2 separate regions of the Mus musculus genome follow, and region 2 is linked to region 1. Evidence: chromatin contacts called from ENCODE Hi-C or POLR2A ChIA-PET data. All regions are on one chromosome and are shown on one strand. The core of a region is the stretch at or near the end of the contact, and the rest is flanking DNA. Distances in the headings are between cores, read along the strand shown. Region 1 holds the start of Isoc2b (isochorismatase domain containing 2b). Region 2 holds the start of Fiz1 (Flt3 interacting zinc finger protein 1).

What was found. A loop is a pair of places that touch in the nucleus more often than their neighbours do. ChIA-PET counts read pairs that join two places held with the same protein, here RNA polymerase II (POLR2A).
Region 2: a loop to region 1 is called in a map of gastrocnemius, with 2.4 times the contacts of the local background. The contact joins the promoter of Fiz1 here to the promoter of Isoc2b in region 1. A Hi-C loop is called at or near these places in 1 of 37 maps with a recorded cell type or tissue (gastrocnemius). POLR2A ChIA-PET finds 5 or more read pairs at or near these places in 3 of 5 experiments (all embryonic stem cell).

Annotation. Positions count from the first base shown.
Region 1 is chr7:4,862,865-4,869,998 of GRCm38, reverse strand. Isoc2b (isochorismatase domain containing 2b) reads left to right here and starts at 3,820. Exons shown (of 6, transcript NM_026158.2): 1 at 3,820-3,938.
Region 2 is chr7:5,010,126-5,016,860 of GRCm38, reverse strand. Fiz1 (Flt3 interacting zinc finger protein 1) reads left to right here and starts at 2,133. Exons shown (of 3, transcript NM_001110329.1): 1 at 2,133-2,236; 2 at 3,839-4,183. The coding sequence starts at 3,872. Zfp524 (zinc finger protein 524) reads right to left here and starts at 1,353. Exons shown (of 2, transcript NM_025324.2): 1 at 1,301-1,353.

The sequences.
Region 1 (7,134 bases), core at 2,571-5,070:
TTTTATAAATTGTTTTGGTGGTGGCATTTTTATCATCACAACAGAAATGTAGCTAGCATAGAGGGTTTTGTACACTCTCTGCTCCTTTTTTTTTTTTCCTTTTTCTTTTTTAATAAGTCTCCCAGGCTGGCCTTGAATTTGTAACCCTCCTACCTGTTATTGGGATTCCCAAGGGAGGGAGGAGCCTCTAAGCCTGGTGTGGCATACATCTAAAATTCTAACATCCAAGAGGTGGAGGCAAGAAGATCCAGAGCTCAAGGTTAGCAGCAACTACATAGTGAGTTTGAAGCCAGCCTAGGCTCAGGAAGGGAGGGAGGACGCACTATAGTGTGTTTTGATTTCTTTTAAAAACACAGGAATATTAATAAGAATGTGCTTTTGGTTTACTCCCCGGCGTGGGATGTGGGCTGCTTTGGATGCCCACAGCAGCTGACTGTGATTTGCCTCCTGCTCTAGCTAAGGCATGGTTTTGCCCCCCGCAGATAGTTTCTGTGATGAGTTATGGAATTCTGGAGACTTTTCAGAGAGTGTATACATGCTAGGCTCCCCCAAGAGGCAGTGTGGGTTTTATGGGAGTTGGTTGTTGGTTGTTGTTGGTCACTGTCTGTTAAGTAGTCGTGTACAAAGAAGAAAGAACAAGAAGATATTAGATATCCTCACAGCAAAGATCAAACTTGCCCCCAAGGAACTTGATGCCCCTAATCAGCAACAAATCGTCTAATTAACGATGTTGCCCCCTTTCTGACTCCTGACTTTATCCAGGGATGTCTTTCTTCCCTGTCCTTTTCCCTCTCTTGTCCAGTGTTAGGAGGTTGGAAGGGTGGAAGAAAAAGGGTGGAGAAGCGTGGGAGGAAGGAGAATCCGCAAAGCAGCAAAAGGCACACAAGCTACAACACACACACACACAGCACACAAGCTACAACACACACAGCACACAGCACACAAGCTACAACACACACACACACAGCACACAAGCTACAACACACACACACAGCACACAAGCTACAACACACACACACAGCACACAAGCTACAACACACAAACAGCACACAAGCTACAACACACACACACAGCACACAAGCTACAACACACACACACAGCACACAAGCTACAACACACACACACAGCACACAAGCTACAACACACACACACAGCACACAAATCAAAGCAAATACTTCTTTTTGAAACAGGGAGAGAGAGGCAGCTAGAGAGATGGTTCAGCATTAAGAGAAGTGACTGCTCTTTCATGATGAGGAGGTTCGAATACCACAGTCAGGGGGCTCACAAACACCCCCTGTGACTCCAGCCTCAGGGGATCCAAAGTCCATTCAGGCCTCCATGGGTAAACGCACACAGTGAGACAGGGGCATGTAATACATAAATAAGATAAAAATAAATCTGTTCTCTTTCTTTTTCTTTTCTTTCTTTCTTTCTTTCTTTTTGTTTGTTTTTTTTTTTGTTGTTTTTTTGTTTTTCGAGACAGGGTTTCTCTGTGTAGCCCTGGCTGCCCTGGAACTCACTTTGTAGAACAGGCTGGCCGTGAACTCAGAAATCCATCTGCCTCTGCCTCCCGAATGCTGGGATTAAAGGCGTGTGCCACCATGCCCAGCATAAATCTGTTTTCTTAAAGACAGGAAAATAGATGGAACTGGAAAGTATATTAAACAACCACAGGAGAAAAAGTACAAGGAGTCCCATAAAGGACCAGAGGTGGACCCTGAGTCTAGAAGGCTTTGGGCTGTGGTCCAAGAAGGGGGCCTGGGCTTGGTTTATTTATATTATACAGATTCTATTTTTGTACAGATTTGCATGGCACTGTGATTGAATTCGGAGCTTCATGCATGCTGGGCAAGTGCTCCACCATCTGAGTTATATCCACAGCTGTGCCAGGGACGGACTACAAGGGTGGGAACTCTGGAGGGGCTGCCTTTGGCTTTGGGGGTGAGGAGGGGAGAGCCTGTGTTATTTATGGGTTTCACAGGCTTTCCCACTTCCCACGGATCTCCTGAAATGCCAGGCACAGGTACCTCCCAGTTGTGCATTCTACGCTAGGCGAGAGCCACAGGCTCAGTGTCGGCACTAACGTACATGGTGTGAATAGCTGTTAAGGGAACTGAAGCCAGCACCTGCCAATTAACTTTATAGACTCTAACACAAGAGTGATGGCATTTGCCCTTTCTTTTCTCTTTTCTTTTTCTTTTTACCAACCCCTACCGCTACCCACACACCTGCCCTTGGTTTCACTATGTAGCTCTGGGGAGTCCTGGAACTCACTTTGTAGACTAGGCTGACATCCTAACTCACAAAGATCTGCCTGCATCTGCCTTCAGAGTGCTTGGATTAAAGGTATGTACCACCATGCCTGGTTCTTTTCTTCGTGTGTGTGTGTGTTTATAAAATTTTGGGTGTGTGTCTGCCCATGTGTCTGCTTACCACATGCATTCAGTGCCAAAGTGGCCAGAAGAAGGTGTCTGAGCCCCTGGAAGTAGAATTACAGGCGACTGTGAGCCTCCACCACTGTCTGGCTTGTTGTTTTTAATCTTTGTTCAGCTCATTTTGTTTTTGAGGCTCAGTTTCAGGATGCACTTGAGTTCACTGTTCTGGGGAGACCAACTTTGAACCTCTGCCGGTTGCCTTCCCAGTCCCATCCCATCCCCCATCTCTCCCACCCTCACCCCACCCCCATGCATACAGTGCTGGGCACTAAAGCGAAGGCTTTATTCATGCCAGGCAAGGACTCTGCCACCTGAGCTACAGTTCCAGCCTTATTTCTTTTTCTTTGTTCGACAGTGTCACACTCTGTGGCCCAGGCTAACCTGGAACTCTGTGTATATATATATCTCTCCCCCAAAAGATCCTCACCCACACTCAGCCTCCCAAGTGCTGGGTTTACAGTCCTCGTTAGCCACCATGCCTAGCCCTTTTCTCATAACTTCAAGGTGAAGAAATCCTCCTGTCTCCACTTCTGAGTACTTGGGGTCATGGGTATTAAGCCACCGTAATCAGCTTTTGTTTTCTTATTCATTGAACTCAAGGCCTCAGCTTCTAGAACGCTGGGATTACCGGCCCTGAGCCACCATACCAGGTTTATATATCTGGATGAAGTAATCCTCTCTCTCTTAACCCCCACTTCTAAGTACAGAGTCAGTTTTCTATATAGACCACCCAAGGAGACAAGTCCTGAATTCCTGGAGAAAAAGCTAACTGGCAAGCAGTGGGGGAAAATGTCTTACGAGGCTTGTTCTTTTGTTTTCTTAGTTTGACTTTCGGGTTTTCGAGACAGGACTTACTTCCGTGTTGTACTGGCTATTCTGGAATTCGCGTTGTAGAGTCAGAATTATGCCTGCCTCTGCCTCCTGAGTACTGGAACTAAACCATTAACTAAATCATCGGTTTATGATGATTACTGGAACTAAACATTTGCGCCACCATGCCCGGCTGTTGTTTTGGTTGACAGGGTCTCACCACGCAGTCCCGGCTAGTCTCGAACTGGCGATACTCGTGCTTCAGCCTTCCTAGAGCTAGGTTACAGAAAGCATCACCTCTCCCCGGTCGCCCCGGATGGAGTGGATGGTGCCATGAACCCTACACTAGCCAAGATTGAGCCTCTAGCTCTCTGGTCGTTCTTCACCCTCCTTCCGGGTTAGAAGCCGAGCTCTCAGCCAAGGCCCTCCCTCCGTGGATTTTCATTGGTCCTACCCTCTGTCTCTCCGCCTGCTCCAGTTTCTTCAGACCAATCGAATTAACAGGATGGAGTAGAACAGAGTGAGGCGAACGCCGATTGGTTGGCTCGGCGCGGGGGTGTAGACCCGCGGCTCTGACTACGTGTCTACAAAGGGCAAAAAGGAGGCCCAGTACGGGGTCAGTGGGAATCCAGCGGGGAAAAGGTCACGGGACTTCTTGGAAAAGGGGCCCGAACTCGAACCTGGGACCTTCGAGTAAGTCCGGTTCGTTACTTGCTGGCTGTTTGCAAACCCACCATCCCGTCATTCAGACCGGGAAACGGAAGCTTTGCAGGGTGTCGGGTTCGGGGGTTGGAATGGCATTCCATTTGGTCTCAGGATAGACCCGCGGGGAGAGTCCCCAACCCTCTCTAGAGACAAATTTTGCATCAACCCCGCCAGTGAGCTAACCCTGGAGAAAAAAAGAGACCCAGAGAGGAAGGGAAACTCACCCAGGGTCACACAGCCTGAAATTCCTGGTTCCAGGAGTTGTGGTCCCCGCTTCTCTCACAATTACGTGCTCCTCTGTATCGCTCTCCCTAAAGCATCGTGGATCCTCTCCCATCTGTGTCCCCAGTCCATCTCGATCAAATCTGGCGAACTGAGCCTGGCTGTCATGAAAGCCAGGCAAATCAAGTGCTCTCTACCACTGAACTCCATCCAGCCCCCTTGCTCATTTCCTTCACACTGTGCCTCCCAAAAATGGGTTCCCAAGCCAAGAACCCAGCCCTTGGGACATAAGCCTTAAAAACCTATGAGGGGAATAGAGAAGGGGGGGCGAGTAGACATGGCTCAGTGGCTAAGAACTCTGGTTTCTCTTGTAGAGGACCTGGGTTTGGTACTCAGCACCCAGACGGTGGTTTACAACCGTCTTTAAATCTAGTTTCAGGGGACCCGACTACCTCTTCCAGCCTCCACAGACACTACATGCATGTGGCTATGCAGTCTCAGGTCAAACACTCATATAATAAACCCAGTCCGGGCTGGAGAGATGGCTCAGCAGTTACGAGCAGTGGCTCCTCTTCCAGAATGGCTCACAACCATCTGTAATGGGATCTGCTGCCCTCTTCTGGCATGCAGGCATACATGTAGACAGAGCACTCATATACAGGGAATAGATAAATAAATATTTTTTTAAAATTAAAAGTAAATCTGATCAACACACACATTTGGGATCCAGAGAGAAATGACTCCTTCGCTTGTCTCTGACCTCCACATATGCCCCATGGCATGGATACCCTCTCCCATATAGAAACTAAATAAATAAATAGAAATTTTTAAGGAAAAAAAAATCTACATTTGCCATTCAGGGAGCACAGATGGGAGTTTGCCATACCGTTCTTGCGCTTTTCATTTCACTGGCGCACTTTTTATCTGTGTTGGAGACCTCCCTTGCAGGTTTGTTTGTTTGTGGGTTTTTGTTTGGTTTTTTTTTGTTTTTGTTTTGTTTTGTTTTTTAAATGTCTGTGTTGGAGACCTCCCTTGCAGTTGTTTTTGGCTACAAAGAATCCACAGTGAGAATTTGGCTGGCTGCAGTTTTTGTAATCCCAGCTACTCCTTCCGGAAGTTTCAGCAGGAGAATTGCTCGTTGAATTCCAGGTGCCCTTGGGCGATTTAGCAAGATTCTGTGGCAAACGGTGTTGAATCTGATCTCCAGTACTGCATGAATCACTTGTATGCTGATAAATTCTTGCACTAGGGTGTGGAGGCTAGAGGATCAGAAGTTCTAGGTCACCCCAAACCACAAAGTGGAAAACTTGAGAGAGAGAGAGAGAGGGAGAGGAAGAAAGAAGTATATGTATCTAATCACAGCTCAGTGACTCCATACCTAGAATCCCAGGATTTAAACAGCTCACACAGGAGGGTTGACGTGAGTCCCTGGCCAGCCTTGAGTCCATGAGAAGCTCTCTGCTCTACACAGTGGTTGAGAGTGGATATGATGCCATAGGTCATTAAACATTATTAGTGTCTGTTATGTAAGGCATTATGGGTCACCAGGTGGCCAGACTGCAAGTGTCTGTGGCCTAACTGGCTACATTTGGGAATTTGTGGCCCTTTATCACTAGAGCCCTGTCAAAGAGTCTTGTGATTAATAATAACCTGGTCCCTGTCAGATAAATACTTAGGGACAGATTTCTGGATCAGAGGGTTTGTGTCTCCGTCACTTTGAGGATGGTGACCATGCCTGTCAGGCTATGAGACGTTCTGAGCCTCTAGACTGGTCCCTCCGGAGCTCCCTGCTGCCTTCAGCAGATTGCTAGGTCTTTGTGATCCTCTGTGTGTCTCTCTAGCTCATCCACCCCTCAGAAATGTCTCGTGGTGCCTCCGTGTCCCTTGTGCTCAGAACCAGAAGATAGCCCCAGGAGTGGGAAGGAGCCCTCTGGGCACTGGGTGGATTGCTCAACGGGTTAGGTATTGGCCACTCAAGTCTGAGGAGTTAGGTTTGGTTCCTTGATACTCGTGTAAAGCTAGATACAGTAGCATGGAACTGTAATCCCAGTGGTCATACTGGGACATGGGAGATAGAAATGGGAGACTCCCCCAGAAGTGTCCTGGCCAGCTAGCTTGGCTTGTACAGCAGCAGAAAACAGGAAACTTTATCTCAGTGTGGAAGGTTACCGCCAACACATGAGGCTGGGCTCTGATCTCCACATGTGCTTTCATGTATATGCTCCCACTTACACACACACACACACACACACACACACACACACACAGGGGTAGGTGGAGGAACACAGACACTCACTGGCCCTCCAGGAAATGGGGAGCAGGGGCCTTGAGGTGGGACATGACTGGGCTGAGGCTAAGGGGGAGTCTAGAGGCTGTGGTCGTGTGGGCAGGGCTTCTATCTCAGTTTTCAGGTCTGGGAGAAGATGTTGGGTCAAACAGAAGTGTCTGTCAATTTTGAACCTCATCCCCACAGGCTGTTTTTGTTAGCTGTTGACTTTATTCCAAAGCTTGTATTCATTCTTCACTGGACAATCTGTTACACGTTATGCAATCTTAGATTTCTTCTTGGTTAGCTTTTTTAAGGCAAGGTCACTATGCAGTCCTGGCTGGCCTCCAACTCTTGGCACACCACCCAGATAAACCTCCAAAGTGCTGGGATTTTAAGCATGCTCACCATACCCAACACATTTATTCTGATTTTATAGCTCTTCCTTCCTCCCTCCCTCCCTCCCTCCCTCCCTCCCTCCCTCCCTCCCTCCCTCCCTCCCTCCCTCTCTCTCTCTCTCTCTCTCTCTCTCTCTCTTTCTTTCTTTCTTTCTTTCTTTCTTTCTTTCTTTCTCTTTTTGAGACAGGGTTTCTCTGTGTAACCGTAGCAATACTGTCCTGGAACTCTCTTTATAGATCAGCCTGGCTTCAAACTCACAGAGATCCTCCTGCCTCTGCCTCCAAATTACTGTGATTA
Region 2 (6,735 bases), core at 884-3,383, 150 kb before region 1:
CAAAAAGCCTTTAAAGTCAAAACAAGCCAAAAATAAATAAATTTTTGAAAAAATCCAGCTAAGAATGTAGGCCTTGAAACAGCCCATCAAATTCTGGGTCACAAAGGTCTCAAAAGGCTCCTGCTCCCCACAGAGATGGGGGGGCATGAAGAGAGACAAGTCCTAGCCAAAAGCTATTGATTTGTGAAAGATATATATGAAAGTTGCTAAGAGTCTGGGCTTTGAAGTCATATACCCAGAAATCAAATGCTGAGTCTGTCCCTTCCTTTGTGTGACCTTAGCCAAGATCCTTACTTCTCTGAGCTTATTTGTGTCTTTTGTAAGATGGAAATCGGGGATTTTTGTTTATTGGTTTGTTTGATTGGTTTTACCTACTAACCCAGACATGCTGTGAACATAAGAGCCAGCACTACAGCACTGGTCGTTGAGCCTCACAGCAATCCTCTGAGGGAACATTTTCAAAGGGTTTCATTTGGATCCAGTTTGGCCAACAATCACCATGTGATTCTACAAGTGGCTTTGCCTGAGTCTGTTTCCTTCTCTATAAAGTCAATATACCAAGGTTGTTGGGAGAATCGACAGGAATGAGGAAGCTTCAAAAATGTCCTTAGTGCACAGTCTAGAAAATAGAAAGCTCCAGGACTTTCCCCAGTGCCCACAAGATCCCAGGATAGTAGGAATTGAGTGTACTTGGGGTCAAAGGTCAAAGGTGCAGCTAGCAGCAGATTCTGTCGGGGGACCCTGCACCCCTCTTTTTATTATTTTATTGTTTGGTTGGTTTAAAGTTTTGTGTGTGGTGTTGGCTATCCTAATCAGGGCCTCACACATACTGGGCCTGAGCTACACCCCCAAAACTTGCACCCCCTTTTAATATGCACATAGCATGAGGTCCACACAGAAGCAACTTGTCCAGGATCATATGGTTCGCACGATGAGGAAGCCTGGACAAGAAGCTGAGTTTCTGAAACATACCTATGAAGTGACAGAGTGGCTCTTCGACCCTCTCCCACCCACAAGTCCGGTACGACGCGTGCCTGTCAGGCGCGAGTGGCCCAGCCCGCAAGCGGGGCGGGCCCTCAGGGTACGGTGGCCAATGAGCGGCGCGGGGACATTGGTGGCAGGGGCTGCCAGAAGGGGGTCTGCGCGCGCGAGCCCAGACCGCTCGGCGGGGCGCGAGGTCGACGTGCGCAGGAGAGAGCAAAGAAGCTGGGAACAGGTGCCGGGTGCGCGCTTATGCGCGCGCGCCGGGACCACCCTCTTTCCCCCATCCCCCCCACCCGGGCCCCCCGCCTCTGGGTACCTCATTTGCATGCTGCCTGGGCTCGCGTGTGTACGCGCGCGCGCGCCGGGGGCGACGGGCCGAAGCGTGGGAAGGGGCGGGAGAGAGGGGGCCCAGCCCCTAGGCGGCGGCGGGGCGGGGGTGTGGGAGGTAGCAGAGCGTGAGCTGGACCCCGCCCCTCGGCACGGAAGCCGGGGGCCCCTCCCTCCCTTCCCTGCTGCCAGCGCCCGCGGGGAACAAAGAGGATGCCCTGGGTCCCAAGGCCCCGACACGCTAGCAACAAATGCGCCTGCGTATCAGGCGCCTTCGTGTGCCCAGTGACAACGCACAAAAATCCCCAACCACCTGCAAAAATGCCTTTCCTCCCACGAAGCCTTCCCAACCCGGTGACCCAATCAAATACAGGTACCGGATAGATGAGAAGCGGGAAATGGCTGCTAAGTGCCCCTAATTAATATGGCGCCCATCAGCTTCAAAGAGCCATGGAGTTAAAGTAGTAAAATGGTGCTTGGTGTTTCCTAACTCTGAACAAGTTTGACCACTTGGATTTTTCTCCCTCTTCCCGCATCCTTCCCAGCAGAAGTCAAAGACTAGAAAAAAAAAGCAATCTTATCTAAACACATCTATGTTAACTCTTTGTAACCGCACCGTGGGCTACGAAATGCTGCACGCTGAGAGTATTGCCCTTAGTCTATATGGCGCCGCGGGTAACTTAGGCCCCGCCCCTGCCCTGCCCTCAACAAAGATGGCGCTAGCCTAGCTTCTTTAACCTCCGCGGCTGGAAATAGGAAAGGAAAACACAGAAGGGCGGGGCGGGGGCGGGATAGAGAAGCCAAGAAGGAGGGGTAAAGGGGGGTTGGGGGGGCGTAGAAGAGAGCTGAGGCGGAAGTCGAGAGGCCCCTCAGGTGGAAGTGACGCTGACCCCGCTACCCAAAATGTCGGCGCCCAGAGGGAGGTGTAAGTAATTAAACAGGAAAGCGGACAGACTTTCCCGGCCCCCCGGAGGCCTGCCTGGTCTCCAGGACCTCCGCAACGCAAAAGCAAGGTGGTCTTGCCTAGTTCCTGGGCCGCTTGACCTGCCCCCGACTCGGGCGCCCGAGACTGCACCTTGTAGGGGCAGGGAGAGGGGTACAAAGGGCCAGTTTTCCGGGCCTTGTTCGCAAGATCGAGCAGGGGTGGGGGTGGGGGCCGGCTGCACCAGACACCGTAGGGCGCAGGAGGGGCGGAGCTTAAGGTGGTCGGGGCGGGGCAGAACTGGAGGAGTAGCTTGTTGAGGCGTGGCTTATAGTTGGAGGGGAGGGGTTTCAAGAAAGTGTGGAGACTGGTTAGAAAATGGAGAGGTTTATATAAAGTGGGGCCTAGCAAAGAGGCGTGAATCTCATGAAATGGGGGAAAGGGCCTTGGTTGAAAAATTGAAGAAACTTCGTAAGATGAGGGGAAAACTGGGGTCCAGTAAGACAACAGAGGCCCAGAGTATGTTGTGTGAAGTTTGCCTGAGGTGTGACTTAAAGAAAAGCTTACCTTGACAAGGGGGTGGGGGTGGGGGCATTAGCGGGGCGGTGGTTGCGCACGCCTTTAATCCCAGCACTTGGGAGGCAGAGGCAAGCGAATTTCTGAGTTCGAGGCCAGCCTGGTCTACAAAGTGAGTTCCAGGACTGCCAGGGCTATACAGAGAAACCCTGTCTCGAAAAAAAAAAAAAAGAAAGAAAGAAAGAAAAAACAACAAGACAAGACGGGGGGCGGGGGGGGGGGCAGCGATCTAGGTGTGCAATTTGGAAAGTTTTAGTGGAACTATCAGGTTTTTATCACGAAGGTAAAAATGCTTGGGGGGGGGGCTTGGCGGCAAGCTAAGAATATAATAGCGAAGTAGAGGTGATTATAGAAAAATGTGACTTATTTGAAGGAGAAGTTAGGTGGGATTTGGAAGCAAGTCTCAGTGAAGATTTAACTTAGAAAAGTCAAGTTAACTAAGAAGCATATGAGAATAAAGAAACTAAGAGGAACTTGGTCAAACTGCTCAGTTACGTCTTTCCTGTGCCTCGGCTTTCCTAAGTGCGTTGTACAGCTTGCTACAGTTTTACTTAGCTCACACCATCACTGTATGAAGGAAACACTGGCATTCCCATTTCATTGGTAAAAAGGTTTTGTTTCTGAAACTACAGAACTAGTGTGAGCTCCCTAGAAGCACGAGGTGAAGGCACTTGTTTAAAAGAGAATCAAGAGCTTAGGGAAGAGAGGGAGGGGCTTGAAAGAGGCAGCCCACGCCCAAGCAACAGTAGGAGGGCCTTAGTCTGTAGTGCGCAGGCTTGGAGAGGATTGAGGGAGAGCTTGAGAACACCTTTTGAAGAAAACAACGTGGACGTGGCTAGGAAGGTTAGAGAACGAGGAGGCTTTGTAAAGAGTGGGAAAATTTTAAAGGGTAGTGGTTGCAGCTCGGTGGTGGGGGTGGCTTAGCACTTTGAGAGTCTACCTGGGCCAACTGCTTCTGAGCCAAGAGAGCCGAGGGAAGGGATGGCCAATGGAGAGGTGACTCTTACTGGTGTCTCTTTTGTACTCCAGAGAAAGCCCCAAGCCACCTCCGGACCTTCCGTCATGGAAGACTCCTCGCTGCCTGTGGTTCCTGCCCCCATCGCTGCTCCAGGACCAGCACCATCTGCCACTGCGCCTCGGGTCCCCTTTCACTGTAGCGAATGTGGCAAGAGTTTCCGTTACCGATCAGACCTGAGGCGCCACTTTGCTCGACACACGGCTCTCAAGCCCCACGCATGTCCTCGATGCGGTAAGGGCTTCAAGCATAGCTTCAACTTGGCTAACCACCTGCGCTCACACACTGGTGAACGACCCTACCGATGCTCTGCCTGCCCTAAGGGATTCCGAGACTCCACTGGCCTGCTGCACCACCAGGTGAGTCCGGGGAGCCACATGTGGCTCAGACACTGGGACTCCATTCCACTCAGGGAAAGGCAGCTAGTGATGGCCCTGGCTAGTAAATTTGCCCCGCAGCCGTGTGTTTACACCATCTTGAAAATATGTTAGTGTACACCCAATAGGTCCATGTACACCCACCTCCTTTATTCTACAATGATCAATTTCCCCTACATGGAACACAGGCCTTCAAGGGAACTCAACGAGGCCTACAAATGATCAGGCACCAGGTAGAGGTTAAAGAAAGCAGTTTCTGCCAGGCAGTGGTGGCACACGCCTTTAATCCCAGGCAGAGGCAGGCGGATTTCTGAGTTCAAGGCCAGCCTGGTTTACAGAGTGAGTTCCAAGACAGCCAGGGCTATGCAGAGAAACCCTGTCTCAGAAAAAAAAAAAAAAGAAAGAAAAGAAAGAAAGAAAGAAAAAGAGAGAGAGAGAAAGAAAAGAGAAAGCAAGTAAGCGGTTTCTGAGAAAAGAGTTCTCTAAGGGAGATGTTGGGAAGCAAATTTAAAAAAAAAGAAAAAATGAGAGCATGGTGATACGATCTCCTAATTCTAGCACTGGAGGCAGAGGCAGGAGAGTCAGGAGTTCAAGGTCAGGCTCTGCTACAGAGTTTGAGGCCAGCTTGGACCATATGACCCTGTCTCAGACAACAAAATAGAAATTAATGTATAGGAGAACATTAGCTTGTTATAGACCAGAGGGCACAATGTGTCGGATTGAGACTTGAAGTGTAAGACGTCCTCTTGGGAAAAGCATTGTAGGTCAAAGGACCAGCAAGTGCAAAAGCCGGGAGGTGGGAAGGCCCCTGATGTGCTCACAGGTGTCGCAGTAACTGTTCCTGGGAGAAACCAGTCACATTCACCCCAGGCAGGGCACCAGCAGCAGACCTGAATACAGTTGCACAGAAGGTCTGTTTGGCGGGTCAGAGGGCTTAATTGGGTTCTCCCAGAGAGCACAAGTGAGGGGTTACAGCAGTATGTGAAACACCCCACCCCAGGCCTAAGCAGGCACAGCACCACAAAGCCCCATGCCACCATGGTGGAATGAGTGCCTCGTGGAAGCTGCATGATCGGATCCTGTCCACTTCCTGACACTGTCAACATCTCACCAGGTCACTTGCACCTGGGGGGATGATAGCTCGACTCCTGGGAGCTTAGGTTGGCTCACGGAAAGGAAACAGACAGAACCAAGCAGTGTCTTCACACACAGGCTGCTGGAGAGCCACCTGGTTGGAGCATCATGCAGTGAGGGCACTGTGAAGTGGTCCATTTTACAACAGGAAGAAACTGAACTGAAGCCTGTGGATGCTAGAGCCCTGGCCGTAGCTGTGTTCTGTGGGAATCAGTTGCTAGATGAGGTCAGCATGGAGAACATGCCAGCTGGCCCATAGCAGGGCTGGGCATGGGGAGATGGAGTCCCCTTTTGTAGGTTCCTAGAGTCTTGGACAAGAAAAATTTAAAGCAGACTTAGAAACTTGAGAATCATCTTACTAGAATTTAAGGGGGCTGGGGAAGCAGTAAGGGGAGAGAAAGACCACCATTTTAAATTAGTTCAAGAAAGACGGCGTGCTCACGGGTGAAGTTCTGTAAGCAGCCTCGTGGGAGGTGTCTCTTCAGAGAGGCAGAAAGTTCGGAGTGTGGGGGCAAGCACACTGAGGGCTTGAGTCGGTATCCAAAGAAGAGACAGAAGTAGAAAGGGAGCCTGCAGTGGTGCACACGCCTTTCATCTCAGCACTTGGGGACTGGGGCAGGCCCGTGGCTCTCGGAGGTCTAGGCCAGCCTAGTCTACAGAGTGAGTCCCAGGACAGCCAGGGCTACACAGAGAAACCCTGTCTCAAAAAAGACAAATAGCCAGGCGGTGGTGGTACACACCTTTAACCCCAGTACTTAGGAGGCAGAAGCAGGCCAATCTCTGACTTGGAGGCCAGCAGTGAGTTCTAGGACAGCCAAGACTATACAGAGAAACCCGGTCTCAGGGAAAAAAAAAAATGGAGACAAGAAGGCTGGTAGAGAAGGACGAGTTGGGCCTTTCAAGTTAACTCATAGTGCACGCAGACTCGGGAAAGAACCATAAGCAGCTGCATCAGGGAGAGCTCTGAGGGCTGAGTTAAGAACCATAGTGCACAGAGACTCAGGGAAGAGCTCTGAGGGCTGCAAGGGTTTCACCTCACTAATGAGATAACCATTCTGCCCGTTCCCTCAGCTGCCTCCTGGCCAGGTCATTGACAGGATTGGATTAACTCTTGTTGTTGTTGTTGTTTCTTTGTTTGTTTGTTGTTTTAAGACAGGTTTCTGTGCAGCTCTGGCTGTCCTGGAACTAGTTCTGTAGACCAGGCTGGCCTCAAACTTGGAGGTCCACCTGCCTCTGCCCCCTGAGTTCTGAGATGAAAGGTGAACCACCACCGCCTAGTTTGGATTAAGTATTAGGGAGACGACAACAGTATGCTGTGTGAAGCTTAGAATGCTGTGTCTCCACCCAGAGTCCAAAATAGAATTCAGATCTTTTTGAGATTTATTTAGTTATTTATGTGG